Regions from separate parts of the Homo sapiens genome. Here region 2 is linked to region 1. Evidence: read pairs that join two places in POLR2A ChIA-PET (ENCODE). Cell type or tissue: IMR-90. All regions are shown on one strand. Each heading gives the region's core, and the rest is flanking DNA. Links, peaks and the distances in the headings are about the cores only. Region 1 overlaps GRK5 (G protein-coupled receptor kinase 5). Region 2 overlaps GRK5 (G protein-coupled receptor kinase 5).

Region 1 (2,914 bases), core at 154-2,653:
CAGTATTTTTTCACCAACGTGAATTTACTGTCTGATATTGTTGTTCGTTAGGCCAACAAATTGGGTTTTTTTCCCAGAGCCTTGGAGAAGAGAGCTGCAGGCTGGAAGCTTGTGTGGAGTGACCGACTCCCATTGGGGCAGAATTACAGTGATTGAAAGTGCTCAAGAATGTGCCTTTCACTTTTTTTTTTCCTTTTAAAGGCTTTTTCAATTTTGCTGTGAGAGTTTGGTCGTCATCTCATGGTGAGAAAATAGCTCTTGATGATGCCTTGGAAATGGAGAGGGCCTGCGGAAGCAGGGAGAGACTGACACGTGAACAAGAAAAATTAATCATTTAATGGAAACCTCATTTACAATTTGCATCTCTCCCCTTCTTTCTCTCTTATGCCTAGAGGAAAGCCATGATTTTAAGTGCTTCCAGTTTCTTTTGGCTGGGCCTTTATTAGAGACTTGAGCCCATATATCCTAATTAGTGTGGACACTTTTAGAAATTAAAGCAATTTATGTTTCTCTTCTCAGTTCTCATATATTTGAATTTATTTTACTAAACTTAGTAGTTCTCCAAATAACCATATTATCTAAATATTCAGAAATGAAATCTTCAGTCAGTTTAGTGAAATATCTAATATAAAACAGTATATTAAAAAAATCTGAGTTGTTTAAAAGGTTTAAAAACACTTCTTAAAGATTCTTGTCAGTGGTTACAGATGAGAAATATAATTGGCAAATGTGAAATTTAATTTAGTTCACTTAACAAAATACACCGTAAGCAATTTAAAATTTGGCTTTCAAGTAAAAGTCACATTTGTCCCAAACAATAGAGAAACAGACCTTGAAGAAAGACAGGCACACTTTGAAAATGCTGTAAAATAATTTGTAGTTGTCCATGTTGGTGGGTAACACTGGGACCTATCTTTTCTTTTTGTTTTGCATTAAAGACAGATGGCTCCTAAATTCACTGTATCTTCAAAGTCTTACCGTAATAAGACATAATATAAAGTGGAAAGCATTAATGTAGCAATAAAATAGAAAGCCTGTAAGTGGATTAGAGTAAAATGATGGATTGTTAGTAATTAGAAAATATAGCAAGCAAGCTTCATGAACACTTGTGATAATTATTTTAAAATAAGAAAAGGTAGAGGTATGGGTTCAAGATTTTGAACCACGGAAATGTATTTTGGGGCCTGTTTATTTGTCCTGGGTCTCATGAGAAAACATCAACTCGATCACTCTTAGGAACTTTAGATTGCTCTCCTAAAAAGTGCTTAAGGAAAAAAAGAAAGAAGTTGAGACTGAATTCATGGCAATTTATGGGAATGAGCTAAGTGATTAAGCATTTCATGAAAAAGAGGCCCAGACTAACTCTATCTATTTATTTACATTTCAGAATCTCAGAAAATTGGCAGGCGACCTAATGTTGAAATAATAATGAGAAGGAGAGTTTGCTGAGTGCCTTTTGTGTGTTTCTTTTTGGTTTTATTGTTGCAGTAAAGGTTTTTGTGTTTTTCTCATCTTCTAGATCTGTTGCCTTTCTTCTGAGTGAACAGTGGTGAGAAAAAATTTTGCAAGGCCCCGCTTTTCCTTTCTTCACAGGCCAGCAGTAGCCATATCTGATCAAAAAAGATACCTGAAGGAATATTGATCACATTTTCCTGAGGCCCTAGCAAGCACAGGAATTGAGAAGTTAGGACTGGAACAACTTTGTCATTTGTCACAATTGCCAAACATTAGAATACACAGGAACCGTTTTTTCAGGTAACTCTGTGACTTGGCTGGATCTTCCTGATCATCAAGATTAGCACCTCGGGGCCTGGAAGAGGTTAGGGAGGGCAGGAAGAAGGAGTGAGCCAGCATCCAGCTCTGCGTGGGGCAGGCTATGGCGTGGACAGACTTAACATTCCACAGCACGGCTGAAAGCCCTGGACCTCTTTCCCTTGCACCCCTAATTCATGGTGATAAAACCAAAACATGGTGAATTAGGTTATTAGAACGTTGGAACATCTCTGAAGCTCAAAGCCCTCTTATGGCTATGTGAAGGCATACGTGGAGGCATACGTACTCCACCCTGAAGCTTCTCCTTCAATTTTAATGTTAATCTTACCAAGCGACAGCTTTCATCCTGGTTAAGGCAGCTCGGTGTGTGTAAAAGCAGCCTGGCCTGTTAAACACAATGCCGTTAAATCAAACTGCCTTTCTTTTTTTTTTTTTAAAGTTTCCTTTTCAGTACTGACAACTTGGAGGTAGAGAAACCAAAAGCAATGTTTTCAGAAGGCCTTTTGCTTTCTTAAAGATTTCAAACGATGATTGTAGTTAATCTGGCTGCCTGTTTGAAAAACCATCAGATAAATGCCCACAAGGCTCTCATCTTTCAGTAGCTTAGCTGCTGCTTGTCAGATTCTAAACTCCAAAGTGCTTGACTCTTCCAGTGCCCAAACTAATCCTTGTTTAAATTATGTCTTCAGAAGCTATAACTCTTATAGTGGCTTGCTAAATGATACCCTTTGGATCTGGGCTGAAGACTTCCAGAATGCCCAAGTGAATTTCAGGAGCGGGCTCAATGTTTAACCAAATTCACCTTTACCAAGGGCTATTCAATCCATATCTGGGATGTTTTAAATAAAACTATCCAGGACTGTGGGCAATATTCAAAGTTAATATTTGTTGCCAATATGTTTGGAGTGCAAGATAAAGCATTATAATGTCTAGACATTTTTGAAATAAAAAAGTCTTCTGGTTACCAAAAGGCATTATTGTCATAGGTCATGCAACTCAGAGGTGAAACTTGAGAAAACAGAAAGTGACTACCAACAGGTGACACATTGAGAAGATAATTAGGAATTTCCTCAATCATACAGCCCTCAGCACCCATTTCTCACATCAAAATAGAATGGTGGAGCCGAGTGCGGTGGCACAG
Region 2 (2,914 bases), core at 155-2,654, 160 kb after region 1:
CAAGTGGTCCTGCCGTTCCCTCAGTCCACCCCCACCCCTGACCCTCCGTTTACCCAGCCAGTTCTTTGCCCATTCCCACTGCAAGGAGATATCTAAATTGTTTGCCTTTTTTGTCCTTGGTGATAGAGGTCACTGCCGGACTCTGGCAGCTCCATTACTGCTCATGGTGATGGTATAGTCCATGTCCTGTCCATCTCAGCCCCCAGCCCTTCCCCAGACTCCTGGATACCTCCCTGACTGCATCTGATGGGTTCAAGCCAGAGACCTGGACCCTCATCAGAGAGGCAGGGGCCCGCACAAGCACCCTTCCACCCACCCTTTTCTTCCTTCCACAGACCCACAGCCTAGAGCCTTCTTTCCTCCCCACTGTCCCCGCCACACTTCCCCTGCCTGGCAGCCCAGGCCCAGACACCCTGCGATTCAGTGGTTTCACATGTGGCTTCTCCAAGTGCCACCAAACTTTGTGAGACTTGGGCTTAATAATTTCGATCCCACAGAAACATGTGACAAGCACAAGACATTCCGTAAAACTAGAGCCCAGAACGAGAGGGACGAATGGCACAGGAAGATGGCAGGGCTTGGTTTGGGTGTGTTTGTGTGACACACCATATGTCATTTTTTATTCACACAAAAACATCTTTCTTGAAGTAATAGAAGGCCACTCAGCTGTTGCTAACCACATACCAAATGTTTCCTTTTTCCTCTCCTGCGCCTTCCAAGGGGCGGGCTGGGAAGCTCTGCTGTTATCCGTGATGCCATCTCGCCTTTCAAACGTCAGAGAGCTTTTTCCTCGGAGCAAACGCCCGATTGTTTTTTCCAGCTTTGGCAGGAATTTTTAAGAGAAAGCTGTTTTCGAATCACTTCTCTGTTTATTGTTTCAAACCTGAAATACGGCAGAGTAGAGGGCTGGCAGCCTCTGTCTGATCCTCTCTCCCCATGTCCATTTCCTAAATTGCATTAGGATCTATCAGGGACCCCCTTCTCTGCCACAGCCCCCCGTAACCTGGTATTTTGGGAAAATGAAGTTAAATAAAATAAAATAAACCTTCAGTTGGTGGAGAGATGGTTCCAGGCATCCCTTTGGACACCCCCCTCCTTCCACCCCCCCGCCCCACTCCAGCCTCACAACCTTTACAATCAACATGTGGTTTCATTTCCAAGAGCCCCAGTGTTAGCATTTCCATTTCCTCAGGAAGCCGCGTTCCGTCCTTGCTCTTACTTCTGAAATTGAACGTGTGTTTTCCTTGGCCCGAGCTCTAGGAGTGCCTGGGGCAACAATGCACACAGTCCCAAGCAGGTTTCAGTGGGGTGGACAGCCCTCCCCGCACCCGGGCTGCAGCTTCTCCCCGCTCCCCGTCCCCAGGGATGGCCGCCCACTCTCCCCTAGCCCGGTGGGAGGGCCTGGCTGTGCTCGGGCCCCGTGGCCATCCGAGGGAAGCTGGGCCGCCCTCACTGCCTGTGTCCTCGCCACCTCCTATTGGGAAACTCTGGTTGCCCTCCAAGAGTCCACATACTGCAGGCTCTTAATTAAGAAAGTATGTTCCCATTTCATGTCACTCGAAAAGAATGAAAACAGTGACAGCATTTATTTATCTTAACTATCAATATCATTCCTGTTTCTCAGTCCGCTGGGGGTATGAGTCTTGAAGGAATTGACTGGGTTATGAGATTTGAACCTCGGGCATGTGCTGGTGGGACACATGTGGCCTGCTTCCGAGAAGGAGCCTTGAAGGAAGAGCAAGCAGGCTGGCATGGCCCTGCCCTGCCCTGCCCTCCCGGAGCTCAGGGCCGAAGGGCTCGGTGACAGTGGGGAACTCCTGCCTGCTTTGGTGCTAATGGAGAGTCAAGGTTCCTTTTTCACCAGCTACCTCCTATCTCCTTTCTCAGTCATCGGAGAAGTAAAACCCATCATTTCCTGAGTCTGATAGAGGAGATAGGATCTGTCCAGTGGCTGCTGTTTCTGTGGCACCTACTGTGTGCTGAGGCTGGGCCAGGTGCTCACATGCGTTGTTGCCAATCCCCGGCAGCAACCAGCTAACTCTGATGGCCTCAGGTAAAGGGACTTGCCCAAGACCACACAGCCATCCAGAGTTGCTCCACTGTGGAGACACTATTGCCATTTGGAGCAGAATAATTATGTGTGGCAGGGAGCTGTCCTGTGCATTGTGGGGTATTTAGCACATCCCTGGCCTCCACCCACTAATCAGTAGTAACCTCACAGTTGTGATAACACAAAATGTCTACAGACATTGCCAAAATTTCCCGCTGCTGAAAACCTCTGAGCTAGGGGATGGAGGTAGGATTCAGACCCAAGCCTGTGCTTGTTCGCCACCCTGTGCTAGCTCTGAAGAAGTCCTCACCCAAGCAAGGCAACCCTGCTTGCCTTTAGGATCCAGGCAGCGTGGTAGTGCTTTGGTGTTTCTGAACTATGTACTAATCAGCTATAGATATAGGCATTCTAGAATATTCATGAGGATCCAACTTCGTGGTGGAGGCTGAGGACAGAAGTTCTTTAATAGTACTGCCCCATCTTGCTGTGGTGTCCTGACAGTGTAGCACTTTACTGCAAAGCCTTTGCATATAGGTTTTCATTTTGAGTCTTCCAGATACTCATTATATCTGAAGGCTTATTACTCAGCACCAATAAATTGCAAGGGACTGAAACCCAACTCAAACTAACTTAAGGGTTAGAGGAAGTCTGTTGGTTTATGTGACTGAAAAGTCCAGGGGTAAATCTCATAGCTTCAGGTATGGCTGGATCCAGGTCTCAAACATCATCAGGACACTATTTATTATTCTACTTTCTACAGTTTTGATTTCATTCTCTGACAGGTTCTTTCTATATGGCCACAAGATAGCCACCAGCAACTCCAGGCTTACATGGTCCTAAGAGTTAAAGGCTTCAAATAAAGAA

What was found. Peaks named below come from ENCODE experiments on the same cell type or tissue, not always from the same donor. Only the 100,000 strongest peaks of a DNase experiment are listed, where the experiment ranks them.
Region 2: POLR2A ChIA-PET joins it to region 1 with 15 read pairs; 10 of 35 experiments call an interaction of 5 or more read pairs at or near these places.

Annotation. Positions count from the first base shown.
Region 1 is chr10:119,209,962-119,212,875 of GRCh38, forward strand. All of the region lies in intron 1 of GRK5 (G protein-coupled receptor kinase 5), which reads left to right. It overlaps GRK5-IT1 (GRK5 intronic transcript 1), which reads left to right. Exons shown (of 2, transcript NR_186528.1): 2 at 1,520-2,743. It also overlaps the pseudogene RN7SL749P. Among named protein-coding and RNA genes, the nearest start is that of GRK5-IT1, 3.0 kb to the left of the region's middle. In IMR-90, for the core only: no CTCF peak of the experiment used is centred there; a DNase peak (open chromatin) is centred at 1,360; H3K4me3 peaks cover 206 bases; H3K27ac peaks cover 1,813 bases.
Region 2 is chr10:119,369,868-119,372,781 of GRCh38, forward strand. All of the region lies in intron 2 of GRK5 (G protein-coupled receptor kinase 5), which reads left to right. Among named protein-coding and RNA genes, the nearest start is that of MIR4681, 6.6 kb to the right of the region's middle. In IMR-90, for the core only: a CTCF peak has its summit at 2,347; DNase peaks (open chromatin) are centred at 744 and 1,564; H3K27ac peaks cover 2,307 bases.